2 separate regions of the Homo sapiens genome follow, and region 2 is linked to region 1. A link is a loop called in an ENCODE intact Hi-C map of the cell type or tissue named here. Cell type or tissue: mammary epithelial cell. All regions are shown on one strand.

Region 1 (8,000 bases):
ATTCTGGGACGGCTCTGGTAGTGGGCAGCAATGCGATATTTATAATTGACTTTTGACTTAAACCTTCTGTTATCCTCAAGGCCCCAGCAGTCTTTTGAAATGACCAAAATGTGGTGGCTGTTCTCAATAGTGCTCTGGGAAATCTGCAGAACCTCTAGTCACACTGCGGCTATTTATCCTAAATAATATTCCAAACATGCTTCTGAGTTCATGTCCCATGGCGGAACTCATTTTTGTGCCACAGGTGTAAACAAATCTTTTACTTGTTTTTAATTCAAGCTTTTTTTTTCATAAATTCCTCTGCTCTTTCTCGTAAGTTTGTCTCAAACATTGTACAGTTGTCCTGGCGGTATTTCGTAGGAGTGTTTGAGGAAACCTACAGTTGCCATGTCACCGTCCAGGTAAGCCACTGAGATGAGTAGGTGTGTTAGACTAGCACCTGTTGGTGCTGAGTTGTGCAAGGCAGCCTGGCTCGTGGGCCAGAGGTCAGGTCCCACCTCCTAAGACTAGTTAGCTCTTCCGTAGTCAGAGATTTCTCATAGGTCCAGAGTAAGAGTACTCTTCTTCATTATCTTGTTTGCTTTCTGCTGAAAATGTTGCAATTCACCTGAATTTCTGAAGTTTTGTTCTTTAGTCTAAAGTCAATTCCCATTTTTGATCCTTTGTTATTGCTGCTCTTACCCTTCAAACTAAGAACATAACAAGGGAAAATAATAAATTATTTTCCCATTTTGGCTCATTATCCTTTTAGCAGTGACTTCCAACTGACTTTGCAGTTTGAGGGATAGGGTATTAAGATAAAGACAGTTCAGAAAACTCTTTATGCTTTATGATACCTCATGATGATTTAAAATTAATTTTATAATAGAAAGCATCCAGTTCTAACTATATCTAAACTGAAGCTCATATTTGAAAAAAAATCAACAAACTATTTTAAATCATAATTTATATGGGAAAATATAAGCAAAAAATATAAGCAATTTAATTTATCCTCAAGTCATATTTATGTTGTAAAGATTCTTCTTTATATGATAAAAATGCATTGCTTTTTATTAGGACTTAGATTAATATACTCATGGTGGACAAACAGGAAATTCCAAAATCATTACTAATACTACATTCAGTTATTAATGTTCGTATTGCACCTAGAATTTTGCAATACAAGTTAAAAATATCCATAATATGTTTTCTTCGAGTTTTTCTAAAGCAGATTCCTACAACTTTTATTTTGCGGAAGCTAAAAATGGAAGCTCACAGCAATTGTCATATTAGTCAGTAGGCTTAACAATAAATATCCTCTATTACACAGCACAGTCAAAATAATCAGGGGATAGCAATTTTAGAGTTTTAGTCTTTCAAAGGACAGTCCTAACCAGGCCAGACTCTCATAAATCTGAAGATAGAGTTGAAATCATAGAAAAACTAAGAATAGTTAGAATAAAGACAAACACTTCAAAGTCTTTCATTCCCTAGGTATTAAAGAAAGCCATATTACAGCACAAATGGGTTCATATGTGCAAACTCACCAAAAGTGACAATTTTGTAACAGTAGTTACTAACCCTTTTCACACATTGAATGGATGGTTCTCCATTTCTGTCAGGATGAAATTAAATTCCTCAGCATGGTTTGTCATGAACCATCTTTCTAACCGAATTCCCAGCCATTGCATGTAACCATTCTGAACCAACCCCTTTCTGCTTTCTTACCCTGGGGCACTCTCACAAGGCTCTCCAGAGCTTCTCATGTCCTGTTGATGTTGTGTTATCTTGAAGCATTCTCCTACCCTTTCCCTTTTCTTTGCTGGGCTTATCGCAACATTTTGCTTCTTCAAAGCTTTCTTCAGCTAAGTTAGATCCTCTCCTCTAAAATGCCTTAACACCTCAACCCTTCACTCTAACAGTGAATTCAAAGTGGTGAGGGAGGGAGATTGGTGCTAGCCATCTCCTTTACTCATCTAAGTTCAAGAAAACCATTCTACTTGAGTTTCTGAGGGCTGGGGGGCTGGAAGTGACTTTGAGAAGCTTTCTCTGAGGTCATGCTGGAGGCACGTGGAGGATGGGAGGTGAAAACCCTGGAGTGGAGAGAAGTTTGGAGAACTTTCTCTGAGACTGGAAGAGCTCTTACATACAGAGACCTCCACTGACGGGTGCCTGGGAGATTCACACTGGGAAGCTCAACTTAGAGTGTCTGAGCCCTTAAAGCTGAGCCTCATGAGTTTCAGGGAAGCCCCAGACTTCAGGGAATACATGGCTTAGACGACGAGGAGTCTATTAGACTTGAGCCAGAGTGAGATGAATGAAGGTCATAACACCCTTTCATGATTAATTGGCTGTCTGAAATTCCCGACCTTGCAACTTTTGAATGGACTTCGAGGAGTAGCATCTCATGTCTGAGAGGGATTTCCTCCTGAATCCAGTAGATGGGAACTCGGGGAACTTAAAATTCAGTTTAGGGAGAAATAAGAGGATGTCCCCCTGGTGTTACAAACGACATCTCTATTAAAAAGTGTAGCCTACTGGGCTAGGAATGATTGTCTTTCGTCCCTTTCTGACTTTGAATTATTTCCGACAGGAACTAGATTTTCTGCATTTCCTTTCTTCCATGCCCTCACACAAAGCTTGGCCGACTTCGGGCCCTGATAAATAGTCGTTGCATGATGTAGAATCTGTAAGCCTCGTTTTAGAAGGTTTTGTGTGGTAGATATTCCTTTGACCACCTGAAAAATTTCATTTTGGTACCAGTAAGTAGTAAACCAATAATTCACATCTAAGAACAAAGTCGTTTTTAGAAGGTTCATATGAGTCCCCCAAACTGACAGTTAATAGAGCGCTGAGTGTAATCACTCATATTTTGGGTGCGTAAAAATGGTTAGATTAGAATTTCTTAAATTTGGTTTTAATTTCTGACATGCCAAAAACTGTTTATCATGCCATCTGGGATAAATTCCTTCTGTCGTGTATTTTGTCATGTTAGTCAAATCCGGAGAGAATACAGTACATGTATTTTGCTTTAATCTGAAAACATTGGCAGAATTTGTTCAGACGTCGAAGGGGAGATCCGCTGATCCAATGACAAGGGTGTTCCTGGCATCCAGCAGAGCCCGTGTCGAGGCAGGGATCCCTGCGGGCGGATTGGGGTTCTGCATTGAGATGCACCGCGCAGCGCCGGCGATGGGGCCGCCCTGGGACGATCTGGGCTGCCAGGGCCTCTCTGCGGGCCGGGCGGGGCGGCAGCGCCGCGGGGCAGCCGAGGGGCGTGGGAGAACTGGCAGAGGGTGCGCCAGAGACCGCTTTCCCGAGCGCGAACGCCCGGGTGGCTGCTGGGGAGCAGAGGGGCAGGCTCGGGCAGCTCCTCAGCCGCGCCGGCGATGATAAAACTTGAGAAATAACAAGGAGTGGCCTCTCCGCGTCCTCTGGGTCCAATCCGGTTTCAGAAGTGAAGTTGCTCCCGGGCAGGCAAGCCTGAGAGAGGCCAAATACACTTAAAAACAAGCAGCGGCGAGAAAAGCACCTCCCGCGCCCTGCACCTCGGCAGGTCTCGCTCTCGGCACCCTCCCGGCGCCCGCGTTCTCCTGGCCCTGCCCGGCATCCCGATGGCCGCCGCTGGGCCCCGGCGCTCCGTGCGCGGAGCCGTCTGCCTGCATCTGCTGCTGACCCTCGTGGTAAGCCAGATCTCGCCGGATAGGGCTGGGGTGGGGACGGGGGTGGATCCGCCCTGGACGCTGCACGGAGCTGGGGACAAAGCGGGCCGAAACGTGACAACCGCGGCTCAGATCAATGCTGCGGGTCTGGTAGCAGCCCCAAGTTCGGGCCTGCAGGAGTGAGGAGAGAAAACGTGTGTTTGCGGGTCGACTCTGGACTGAGCTTTTTGTTTTGAGACAAGGTGTTCGATTGTTGGAATTCTGAGTCGCGCTCAGGCTTCGCTGCGCTCTGGCGGGCGCCGTCGCGGGTTGGGCAGGGGGTTGGGATTCACGCTTCTCCCCAGGTGGTGGAGCTGGTGGTGATGGTGGTTGGAGGGCGCCTTTGGGTGGAGAGGATCCCTGAGAGCTCAAAGCACAGACTTGAAAAGGGATTTAGGGGCTGCCCCCTCCCCAGCTCTGGGTCGCAGTTGACCCGGATTGGTTCGTTAGTGAGTGGAGCCGGGGCTGTGTCCCTGGGTCCCTTGGTGGGGCTGCCCCTGAGAAGTGGGTTTCTCGGTATCTCCCCTAAAGGGTATTCAGAAGCTCACCCAAGCGGTCCACCCCCGCCAGCCACCCAGCTGGGGGCGGGATGTGCCGGGGGCGCGAAAGTGTGGGAAGACCGGGCCAGAATGGGGGTTGGGGTCGTGTTGTGTTTTGGGGATGCTGCCGAGGTGTGGAGGCGGGTAGAGGGTGACAGTGGTGGGGGATGATGGATGCGGTGGGGTTGCGTCGTACTTACTCCGGCTCCGGGGAGGACTGCGCGGCCGGAGCACAGCCTGGGGTTTCGAGTCTACGGAAACCTGCCGCCCAGGACGAAATCCTCTAGGAGAGGAAGTTAGAGACGATGCTCTGAGAACACGGGAGACTTGAAGTGTTCGGAACTCTGGCGGCGCGGTTACACGCGAAGCTTCAGGCTTCAACAGAGTTTCATTCCGCACGCCCAGAAAGGAGCCGCGGACCCGCGACTTACCCGCATCCATGGATGCGCATGGGGTCCGATGGGAGCGAGGTCTATACCCGCGTCGGCAGTGAGCCGAGTCTGGTCTCGCGGATTCTTACTGCTTCCTGGCCCTCCACCCTGGCAAGTGGGAGTGGGTCCAAGGGTTGTCCTCCCTTAAGGTCAGCGAGGTATGAATATGGGATTGGTAGTTATGATCTACGATATGTTTATGGAGAAGGAATTGGACAAATAAGCGCATCCATTTGCCCGGGAACTGTTCCAACAAAGTATCTGAGCTTATGAAGTGACTACAAATGGAAACGGCTTAGAGAATGTGTTCTTTTGTAATATATTTAAAAGCATTTTCAGCTTTTCAGTTTACAAGCATGCATTTGGGGTTTTGTGTTTCCTTTGCGAAGGGATTGAGGATGGGGAACGAAACTACGGGTGCTGCTCTCAGAATTTCTCGCATTCGCTCGAGGCTCCCAGAGGCCATGGAAGACCAGGAGCTTTCCCGGCAAGGCATGGGTGGGGGTGTCGAGCTGTGGCAAGGAAGAAGGTGCGCGTAAATCTAAACGGAGGAAGCTTCAGCTTTGATCTAGCACATACTCGTTTAAGATTTTTTTTTTTTAAAATAATTCCGTTGAGTTTAGGTTAAATGCTGTATCTGGAGACTTAAATACCGGAAAGTGCACAGAAAATGACTATTTCATCTGCAATTGTCAGTTTACAAACACTTGCAATTTCGGACCGGATGGGTAAATTAACACTTCTCTTGACCATCTCATGTATGTATTTCCTTCCTTTTGACTCATACGACTCTCAACTTTTCAATATAATATTAATGACACGGCATTTTAGAAACATTTTTCATTTTATAGAGACTTTAATGGATATCTTTAAACCATTACTTATCTTTAAAACATTGTTTGTTCTAAGGAGACAGCTTTTCAAAGCAAGTCTTTAACAAGAATCTGAGACTTGTTAAATTTTAGTCTTCCCAGTAAGCAGCCCAACAGGTTGAGGGAATTTTCCCATTCTGCATTTTTCCTGTATCTCCTTCCCACCGTGTGCCCCACCACACTCTGAAGTGTAAATACAGTTTCTAATAATCACACGCACAAAGAAAAAAATGACAGGGAGATACTAAAAAAAGAAGTATATCAGAGCATCTCACTCACTATTGTAAGTTTTTGATTGCCTCAGAAAGTGTTTTTTCCTCTTAATGTAACCAGAATTGTTAGGGATGGTGGAAACTAATTTACATGAGATCAGTTGTCTTCTGCCTGTTACAAATAATAAGATTCTTTTAAAAATATGTGTTAATACTGTTATCAAATCCACTTTAAGATTATGTTATCTAGTATACATTATAAATGGCACATACTTGGACACGGCTAATCCATCATTTTGTTAAAAGGGCTCCTCTTCTAAAGGAACTAAAATAGTTGAAACGTTTGCAATAACTCCCCTCAAATCTGTACTTTTCCTCTTTGGAGTATATGAACTCTGCCTGCAACCTATGTTGATAAATAGGCATCCAAATTTTTATATTTGTTAGGGTTAATGTGAATAATGTGAGTCCTTACCAGAAAAACTTGTGATGTTTTTGCTCTTGGTAATATTTGATATATTCATCATTTTAAATTAAAAGGGAGTATAGTAATTTCTAAAGGCTTTTACATTTGTGACAAGAAGATTAAGGCAAATAAAGGAAGTAGATGAAAACTAGTTTTAAAACTGCAAGCTTAAAAAAGTCAAAATTATAGTATACGTATATTTAGATTGATGCATTATCAGCTACCTTATTAAAAGGAGATTGTTGATGTTCCTGTTGAGATACAGCTAGATACGGAAGCACGTTCTGAATAAATAAATGTAAGCTCATGCACATTTTTGGATCCTGTTGTAATTCCCATGGCAGTCCTGTACCATATATGGTATCTGTGGTGACCTGTAGTTAATCATACTTTCCGCTGAAAGTATGATAGCTGGAATTCCCATCTTACAATGAGTTTGGGTGGAAACAAATTTATTAGACTCATTTAAGTACTGAGAATGTAGAGCAGTAAATCTTGCAATTTACCTTTGAAGTGGTAAGAATTTGAAAGGTAATATTTCCATTCTGCAGAAGACTTATGGCCACAGGAGAAATGAAGAGTTTAAAATTCTGTAATTATTGTGTTTAATCCAGAAGATCCTCTTCACATTTAAGACATTCCATAAATTTCCATTCTTTTTCTTCTCTACTGAAGTAGGGTGTCATTTTAGAAAGCCTACTTTGTGTATTTACTATAAAATTAAACAACAGCATGAAAGTGAAACAACTGCAGATAACACCTTTAATTTTCGTTCTCTCTTTGGCATTAAATTTTTCCATCAGGATTTAATGATTCGTCTGATAAGGTTTCTATCATGCAATTAATACAATTTGCTTAGTACTATAAAATGCAACAAAACTATTTTGCTTAGGCTGCAGTAGGTAATACTTTATATTATCATCTTTAAAGTTTGTTATATTTTAATTTAAAATATGGGCATTCTTGTATACAGAAGTTATTTTTATTATAAAATATCTTTAAAGGTCATTAGTTCATCATTAATATACTAGTGTCTTTACATTTTTTACTTTATTTTGTTTTCAATAAGGCATCCAAACCTCACAAAAACATAATATCAAATGACTTCATAGTTTCAAGAAACATACTATAACTGAAGTCTATTGAATATTATCCCTTTCAAAAGTTGTATTAATGAATTAACTGTACATTCTTTCTAATAATATCCTATGCAGCAAAGAAAATGAATGAGCTACTGCTATATAGTTAGGAACTTTGAAAATATTAGTAATGTTCCATTTCTTAACCTTGAACGTGAATACCCTAATGTTCATTTTATTATTTATTAAAACACACACATGCTATATGTAATCTTTGGTATTTATAATATATTTTATGAAGAACATTTTTTAAAAAGGAAAGAAATGAGCAATAGAGGGTATCAACTAAACTAAACCTCTTGAGTATAGACAAACCCTACTCTGAGCAAGTCAAAAATAGAAAAGGCATACATAAAACAATATTAGGAATGAAAAGGAAGTATAGTTTTGGAGAGAACAGATGTTAAAAAGTAAAATAACATGAATAGATAATTCCAATTAACTTGAAAATACAGACAAAACAGACAACTTCTTACAAAATACACATAACCAACATTGACTTGAGGAGGTATACAAAATCTAAATAGACCTGTAACCATTAAATAAATTGAATTAGAAGTTAGAGAGCTCCACACACACTTCTTTAGATCCACCAGGCCCAGGTTTGTGATAAGTTATTTCTTTCAGAATTATATGGAACAATGTACTTTATGTAAATTGT
Region 2 (8,000 bases), 410 kb before region 1:
CCAGCCTGGGAGGCACAGTGACTCCATCTCAGAAAAAGAAAGAAAGAAAGAAAGAAAGAAAGAAAGAAAGAAAGAAAGAAAGAAAGAAAGAAGAAAGAAAGAAAGAAAGAAAGAAAGAAAGAAAGAAAGAGAAAGAAAGAAAGAAAGAAAGAAAGAGAATAGTATAATAAACCTGATACATCCTATCACTGAGCTTCAACAGTTATCAATACATGACCAATCCATATTTTGCTCCCAACCATTTCTGTCTTATACATGCATTATTTTTCCTATTTGTTTGCTAGACTCTGTATCCAAGTAAGCCTTCTATATTAAAATTGGTCAATATGTCTCAATTCTTTGTCTCAATTCTTTTTCATAACCCTAGAAGCTACCTTCCTTTCTCTCTTTCTCTCATTATTATTATTATTGTACTATTTTGTTGAGGATACCAGTTCACTTGTTCTGTGGACTCCCCAGTCTTCATTTTGTTATTTGGAATTGCCGTATTATTTTAATTTACACCTTATACATTTATTCTAAAAACTCATACGCTCCTGTTGATATAACTTACCTTGGCAATTGGGTTTCTTTTTGAGTTATCTTCTCCTTCTCTGCAGGGTTTGGCAAATTTCACCCATTCACGTTTTTGCCTTCTTTTAGCTTGTTGCATAGTCATCTCTTCTTCATCATATTGACCTTTAGTCTTATGTAAAAAGGGATTCCATTTGTTATGGAAATTAATGGCAATTTTTGCTTAGAATATTGATTACAGACACCTAGTTGAGGAACCCCCTATGTTTCAAGATCACTAAGACTGTTAGGTATCTAATTAGCTCTACCTGATACTTTGTCAAGCAAGTAATAAATGTTAAATAACTAAAATAACTACAAAGCTATGTGATTTTTAATATTAGCATTTAGTCGTATTTTATATTTTCTTTTTATACTCCACAGTATCTTACTGGGCCCATAGGGTTTGACCAGCTGATTTGTTTAAGATAAGAAGAAAAGAATGCATGAAATAAATTATAATAATGACATTTATGGATGACTAGTTTTAAAATATTGTTATCAGTTATTAGAATTTTAATTTTATATATTTTCACAATTAAATTATTGAATAATTTTAGAAATTAAATATTCATTTCTACTAAACACAATTTAATTTTTTTTTAAACTAAACTATTATTTTAAGTACAAAAACCTTTTTCATACTTTACCTCTATTCGCAATTCTCCATGAACCAATATGACCACCTGCAGACATTTAAATAAAGTCGAATTAAATGTGAATTCTTCAAATAAGGAATTATATACAATGAATAATCCTGATTATTATATTCTATTGTTCATATTGTGATTTGTTTCTATTTCAAAAGAAGTAAGTTTCAAGAAGCCATAATCAAAGGGTAAGTTCCTACCAGGAAAAGGAATATTACTGTCAATATAAACACATTCCACCAGTTTTTTAATTGACTACAGAATTTTGATGACATAAAGAAGAACCTATTGGACTTTGCAAAAACTATGCCTAATAGTCAGTTGCAGCAACCACACAATTCTTACCTGGCTGCTTTATACACCGTTCCTGGAAGCTATGAAAGTCATTGCTTTGGGAAACATTGGTAAGCACCATTGTGAAATGCTTCAGAAAGGGGCCACAGGGGATTATTAAAAACCTTCAGCCACCCAACTGATTTGTAGGAAGGCAATCCTGTATTAGTCCTCTACAATTACAGAACATTTTCTTTAATTGTACAAGTGAAAAGAATGGAATGGAACCAGTCTGGTTTAGAGAACAAAACGTAAAAGATGAGGATATGCTATTCCAATCACAAACCCTGTTTGCAGTGAGACATGGATCTGTTCATCTCTGCTCTATTACTTCAATTTAAATATTGAACTTAATTTTCAGAGTGGCCCCAAAAAATTAAATGACAGTAAAATGAAGCCATGTAGGCTAGGGTCTTCACCTTCTCAAGAGCATATGAGACATTCATCTGTGTCATTTTTCATCTTCTGTTCTGCCTGGCATGCATTACCTCTTTCTACTCCACCCACTTAAATATTGCTCATCCTTCCAGATCCATCAAGTTCCAACAACCTCCATGAAATTGTCTTTACTGATGTCTCTTTTTCTGAGTTTGTACAACACATATTCTGTACCATGAAATTTAGCCCATGATGGTTTACCACAGTTTATTATTTCTTGTTTTATGCACATGAAAGAATTTCTGTGCTAAGCCAGGAGTATTGTAAACTTTCCAGTTCAGTGCTATTAGGTTATTTTTTTTTTCTTGTAACCCTCACAGGTGCTTAACAAGTATTTGCTAATCCACTGATTATCGGATGAATCTGGTCGGAAAATAATGGTGGAAAATAAGTCAGAAGAAAAAAAAAACTAGAAGAGTAATAACAGTAGCTAATGTTTATTGTGTAGTTTCGGTATCAGCTGCTACTCCTAGAGCTTTATACTTACTGTTTTATGTAATACTTACAGCAGGCACCTGAAGGAGATTCTAGTATTATAATCCCTAGTATACAGATGAAGAATTGGAGATGCAAGGGAATGAATACTTTGCCCTAGCTAATGGCCATAATAGGATAGCGACCGCAGTAGCCTAACTCCAGAGCATGTACCTCACTACTACTAAATTCTTTTTTTTTTTTTTTTTGAGACGGAGTTTCGCTCTTTTTGCCCTGGCTGGAGTGCAATTTTTGCCCTGGCTGGAGTGCAATGGTGCGATCTTGACTCAATGTAAGCTTCGTCTCCCGGGTTCAAGGGATTCTCTTGCCTTAGCCTCCCGAGTAACAGGGATTACAGGCATGGGCACACCACCACACCCGGCTAATTTTGTATCTTTAGCAGAGACGGAGTTTCACCATGTTGGTTAGGCTGGTCTCGAACTCCTGACCTCAGGTGATCCACCCGCCTTGGCCTCCCAAAGTGCTGGGATTACAGGTGTGAGCCAACTACTGCTAAATTCTAACCAAAGTTGTCATAAAGAGAAAAAAAAAAAAAACAAACTAATGGTACAAAGAAAATTATATGACAGTCAATTTAGATTTCTATTTGGCAAAAGACTATGGTTGCTCTTGAAACAATGTAGATTGTTTATTTTCTAGGGTTATAATGAATAGACTAGTCCAAGTCTGAACCAAATGAGTAATTATGTCAGACATAAGATGTCAGGACTCTTCCCTTCTAGACATTCCAGCTGAAACCTTGATTCCAAAGAGTGCGTGTTCAAATTTGTCATGGAAAAGAACCATTACTTGTGGTTATAACATGTCTCAAAATTATTTTCCAACATTGTTGCTCTTTTTAAAGCAGTACCTTGAGTTACTTGGTAGAAAAGACCAGATAAATGTAGTAACTGCACAATTCCTTTCTCAGCGCATAAAAATGACTCAGCTACACATGAGAGGAGGGATGGGCCAGGCAGGCTCCCCTTTACAGGAAAACTGGAGAGTCATCCCGAAAATATGAATCATGCTTGGACTAGCCCTACAGAGAATGATTCTTCTAATACACAATAAGGTAGAATATTTGTTTTCCCAGGAAGTAGGTGATGGGAAACATTTCTGAATATTGCAATGATCTTCAGATTTTTAGAGGACAGCACAGCCTTACATTATTTAGAATAGTATTTTTTTAAAAAAATTATTTTAGTTAATATTTATATAATGGCTACTTGTTTTAGTTAATTTGCTAATATAATAATTTTGGACATTTTAAAAACAATTTATGTGTTTTTATTTGTAAATCTATTTTCATTGACAAAATTGTATATATTTATCATGTACATGTTGTTTTGAGATATGTATAAACTGTGGAATGACTAAATCAAGCCAATAAATATTTACATAGTTTTCTGACGATTTGAATGAACTAAGTTGTCTCTTTTGGTGGCCTGGATTGGAAATACCAACATGGAGAAAACCTCCCTTATCTTGAGAATTACTGTACTTTTCTTTCTTTTTGTTTTCTGGTTATTTTGTAAATTTTAATTATATGATTTTTAAAGCATTGATATAGCCTTAGTGCCTTGGTATAGATATGAATTACAAATATTATCAAAAGCAAATCTAATTATTAAATTTAAAAAATATATGAAATAAAGCAATTTGATATCCATATGCTCTATTTGTTAATAAAAATGTATATGGTTGTATCACTAAGGTTCCTATTGAATATGGTATGTACACAATAAATATAATCTGAGGATATGGGTAGCTAGATTAAACAAAAAGCAAGTATAATAGCACCTGCTCTTTAGTTTGGCCGAGATCTTGTTTGGGGTTACCTCATGCTTTAGTGTGGCAGGGGACAGAACATAAGACTATGGATTAGATGCAGGTAGCTCATCCCAGCCAGGCCTAGGGCCTGACTACACTTCTGATTTCTAGAATGGGGATTCTTGGGGAAATTTGTAGAATGAATTAGATAATTCAAATAAATCAGTCCAAATTTTAAACATGATTTTGTATTTATTAAATTTTTTTGGGAAAAATGTCATGAAATATACACAGGTAAGTAATATCATTCATATTAGCATCTTTCATAATATCTCATAGCTTTCTATATATATTGAAATTTAAAATTTAAAAACTCTGAAACATTGTGATAAACTTTGTATTTATCAAAGCAAATTCCTTAATTGAACAAAGTTGATATATATCTGATTACTTGGAAATTATTTAATTGTGAAGAATTCAATTTCCAATAACTGATTTTTAGAGTAAATTCAATTAATTTAGAAAGTTAAGCCTTGTATCATGACAGAATGCTAAGAAAAATAAATATCCCTGGATATTCTTAAATGCTCATTTGAAATGCTGTGTAGGCTGCAGTCAAGTATGATAATATAAAATTGGATACTGGATTCTGAATCACTGAATTTAAATCCAACTCCCAACCATGTACTAGCATATAACTTGGGAACATTCCTTAATCTTTCAGTTTCTTCATCTGTACAATAGGAATAAAAATTAATTTTACTTACCTTATAGGTTTGTTGTGAGGATTAAATTAATAGGTGTAAAGCACATAGGTGAGCCCAGCCCAAAGTAAGTTAGTTTTATTAAATTGCCATTTAATAAAATGTTAACCAATTCTGTCACCAAACTTCAAAAGAGGCATAAAAGAGCTTTTTTTTTTTTTTTTTTTTTTTTTTTTGAGACGGAGTCTCGCTCTGTCACAAGGCTGAAGTGCAGTAGCGCCATCTCGGCTCACTGCAAGTTCTGCCTCCCGGGTTCAAGCGATTCTCCTTCCTCAGCCTCCCGAGTAGCTGGAACTACAGGTGCGCACCACCAAGCCCAGCTAATTTTTGTATTTTTAGTAGAGATGAGGCTTCACCATGTTGGCCAGGATGGTCTCAATCTCTTGACCTCGTGATCTGCCTGCCTTGGCCTCCCAAAGTGCTGGGATTACAGGCATGAGCCACCACACCCAGCCTAAAAGAGCCATTTTTATGTGAAGTGACCTGTAATTATTCACTGTCAAGGTGCATAAGATTGTTCTCTTTCTTGACCATGAGAAGGAGAAAAGAAACAGTACTCCACTGTACAATTGTGTAGGTTGCTCCTTGAGTAATGCCAGGGCACTCCTCACGCTGTAGTTTATGTGAATGCACCTCCTGGAGTTGTGCAGTGTACAACCTAGCCAGCTGCACAGCAGCTCTCCAAGAAAAAGGTGTATATTAGACAGATTCAATTATTCATCTTGTGATTATGAGTAGTAACCAAATTGTCTATGTAATTTTCTTATGGTGAACTACCCAAAGCAAGGCCTCACCTTAGGCTACCAGCTTGACTCTTAAGTGGACAGAAAGAGCCAAAGGCTAAAAGGTTTGTGAGAAACCTCATGAGCACTGAGTGTTCTAGTTCCAGATGAAAACCGGTTTCAGGTATGAAGCAAGAGGGAGTGCTAATTGGTAGAAGTAATTACATCTTTCCTGACTTCTGCCCAAGTAGGCAGGGCTGGAAGAACCATTTGGCAAGGGTATTCTGATTTTAGAATATTAACTTTTTGGGAAGTTCAGTAGGACATTTATTTTTATATATATTAGCAGTGCTGGAAACTGGGTCAATCAGGAGAAGAAGAGATATCTTAGAGATTTTTCATTTTGTTAAACATTTGGGCCATTTAGCCTAGAATTCTTTTTCTAAAGATTTTCTTTTTAGATGTTTTATAGAAAACAAAGTGGTTGAAGATAGTTGTGCTGTATTTAGAACACTTGCTAACTCAAACTTGGTATTTAAACTGCTTCTCTCTTTTTTTTCCTACCACCAACTTCTTTAAAAAAATTGTACTCTAAAAATCTTTAGATTTCAAACATCTCTATTAATTTTTAGTGAGGAAAGCTTTACCTAATATAGTAACATAAAGTTATATAGCAAATTGTCCAAATGCTCATAGCAGTGTTGGATGACAAACTGTTTCGGATTTGGTGGACTACAAAACACAATGGTTTCCTCTGAAGATAAATTTTTTTTTCAAAAGATTAAATCTCTGAAGATAAGCATTTTCAACCATGAGTCCTTTCCTCAAAAACGTTTATTTTACGTTGCATAAAATGGATCAAACAAGCACAAGAAACTGATAAATACCACATTTTTTTCAATAGTAGACAGTTATTCCCCATGCCTTCTCCTCCCAAATATAGCTTTTATTTTTTCCTGTCAATTTAAAAATTGATACGACAACTGTTTTTGATATACTTTTTAGCTCAAGACAAATGCAGGCCCTTTCTTGACTTACTAACACTGGTATCCATGGTTATTTAAGATAGTAAGACACAATGTGAAGAAGTTATCAAGAATTACCCCATTACTAAAAATAGTACAAGTGATAAAAATTAAAGGGTTTACAAATCACTTCATCTTTCTCACAGCACTTTTTAATTGTTTTGCATGCATTGCTGCTTTATTCTCACTATGACCATTTTCATTAGGCAGGGGGTGGGGTGTGATTCTTATTTGACAGTTGAGGAAACAAAGCCTGTAGTGAGTCAGTGGCATAGCCAGAGATTTAAGTCTATGACTTTGCTATTATTTCTCACTGTTCTGGGCAACCCATGTATGGTCATTGGATGGTGGATTATTACAAAACCTTCAAACACATCTGCCAACTTTCAGAACCCACCCTGCAACAACAAAAAATGAGCATTCCCACTTGAGAATGCTTTAGAAAACATTGCTTTTCCCCCCCATGACCACATTATTTCAAAACTCTGGGTGGCTCCCCACTTGTAAAAGGTTTCCATGAGCCTTCACAAAATGCACTTTTCAATCTGACCCTCAGCTGCCTTTCCAATTCATGTCCAGATTCTCCAAAGCAAACTGTCATGCTAGTCATACTGGTGTGTCCATTTCCCCTAGGCAAATCCTAACTGTGCCTGCCTTTGATTATACTCTTCTGACAACCCAAGAGATCTCCTTTTGGCCCGTCCATCTATACTTATCCCAAATCAGCTCAAATTTCACTGAATCCATAAAGACTTGATTGCCTCTCTCCTGACTGACACTGCCTTCTATCAATAGCATTAATAGTAGACCAGTACTGTCCAATAGAAAGCTAAAAACCACAAATGCGAACCACATATAATTAAAAAATTTAGTCACATTTAAAACGTTTTTAAAAGGTGAAATGCATTTTAACAATACGGTTAACTTAATCTAATACATCCAAAATACTATCATTTCAACATGTAATCAACATAAAAAATTATTGACATATTTTACATTCTTTTGTTCATTCAAAGTCTTCTTCAAATTATGATGTATATTTTATATTAAATAGCACACCTCAACTCAGACCAACCACATTTCAAGTGGCTTAAAACCACATGTGGCTGGTGGCTACCATATGGGACAGAGTAGGTCTAGACCACTCAGTTGAACAATTATGTATGAAGTTATACTGTTGTTTAAACAGCATGTGTATGTAAAATTTTCTTGAGTGGAACCAAATACATGTCATTTCATAGTTTCCTTTATGACTAGAATTATAGGGAC

The links. A loop is a pair of places that touch in the nucleus more often than their neighbours do. Peaks named below come from ENCODE experiments on the same cell type or tissue, not always from the same donor. Only the 100,000 strongest peaks of a DNase experiment are listed, where the experiment ranks them.
Region 2: it touches region 1 in a loop (9-fold over the local background); 2 of 110 quality-filtered maps call a loop at or near these places.

Annotation. Positions count from the first base shown.
Region 1 is chr18:31,038,254-31,046,253 of GRCh38, reverse strand. DSC3 (desmocollin 3) reads left to right here and starts at 3,512. Exons shown (of 16, transcript NM_001941.5): 1 at 3,512-3,662. The coding sequence starts at 3,594. LOC124904345 (a long non-coding RNA gene) reads right to left here and starts at 4,721. Exons shown (of 2, transcript XR_007066445.1): 1 at 4,420-4,721; 2 at 1,028-3,812. In mammary epithelial cell, a CTCF peak has its summit at 3,141; DNase peaks (open chromatin) are centred at 3,373, 4,673, 5,123 and 6,543; H3K4me3 peaks cover 3,828 bases; H3K27ac peaks cover 6,814 bases.
Region 2 is chr18:31,449,678-31,457,677 of GRCh38, reverse strand. It overlaps DSG3 (desmoglein 3), which reads right to left. Exons shown (of 16, transcript NM_001944.3): 2 at 1,203-1,238; 3 at 554-685. Among named protein-coding and RNA genes, the nearest start is that of DSG3, 5.9 kb to the right of the region's middle. In mammary epithelial cell, no CTCF peak of the experiment used is centred here; DNase peaks (open chromatin) are centred at 3,437, 5,867 and 7,237; H3K4me3 peaks cover 3,588 bases; H3K27ac peaks cover 6,607 bases.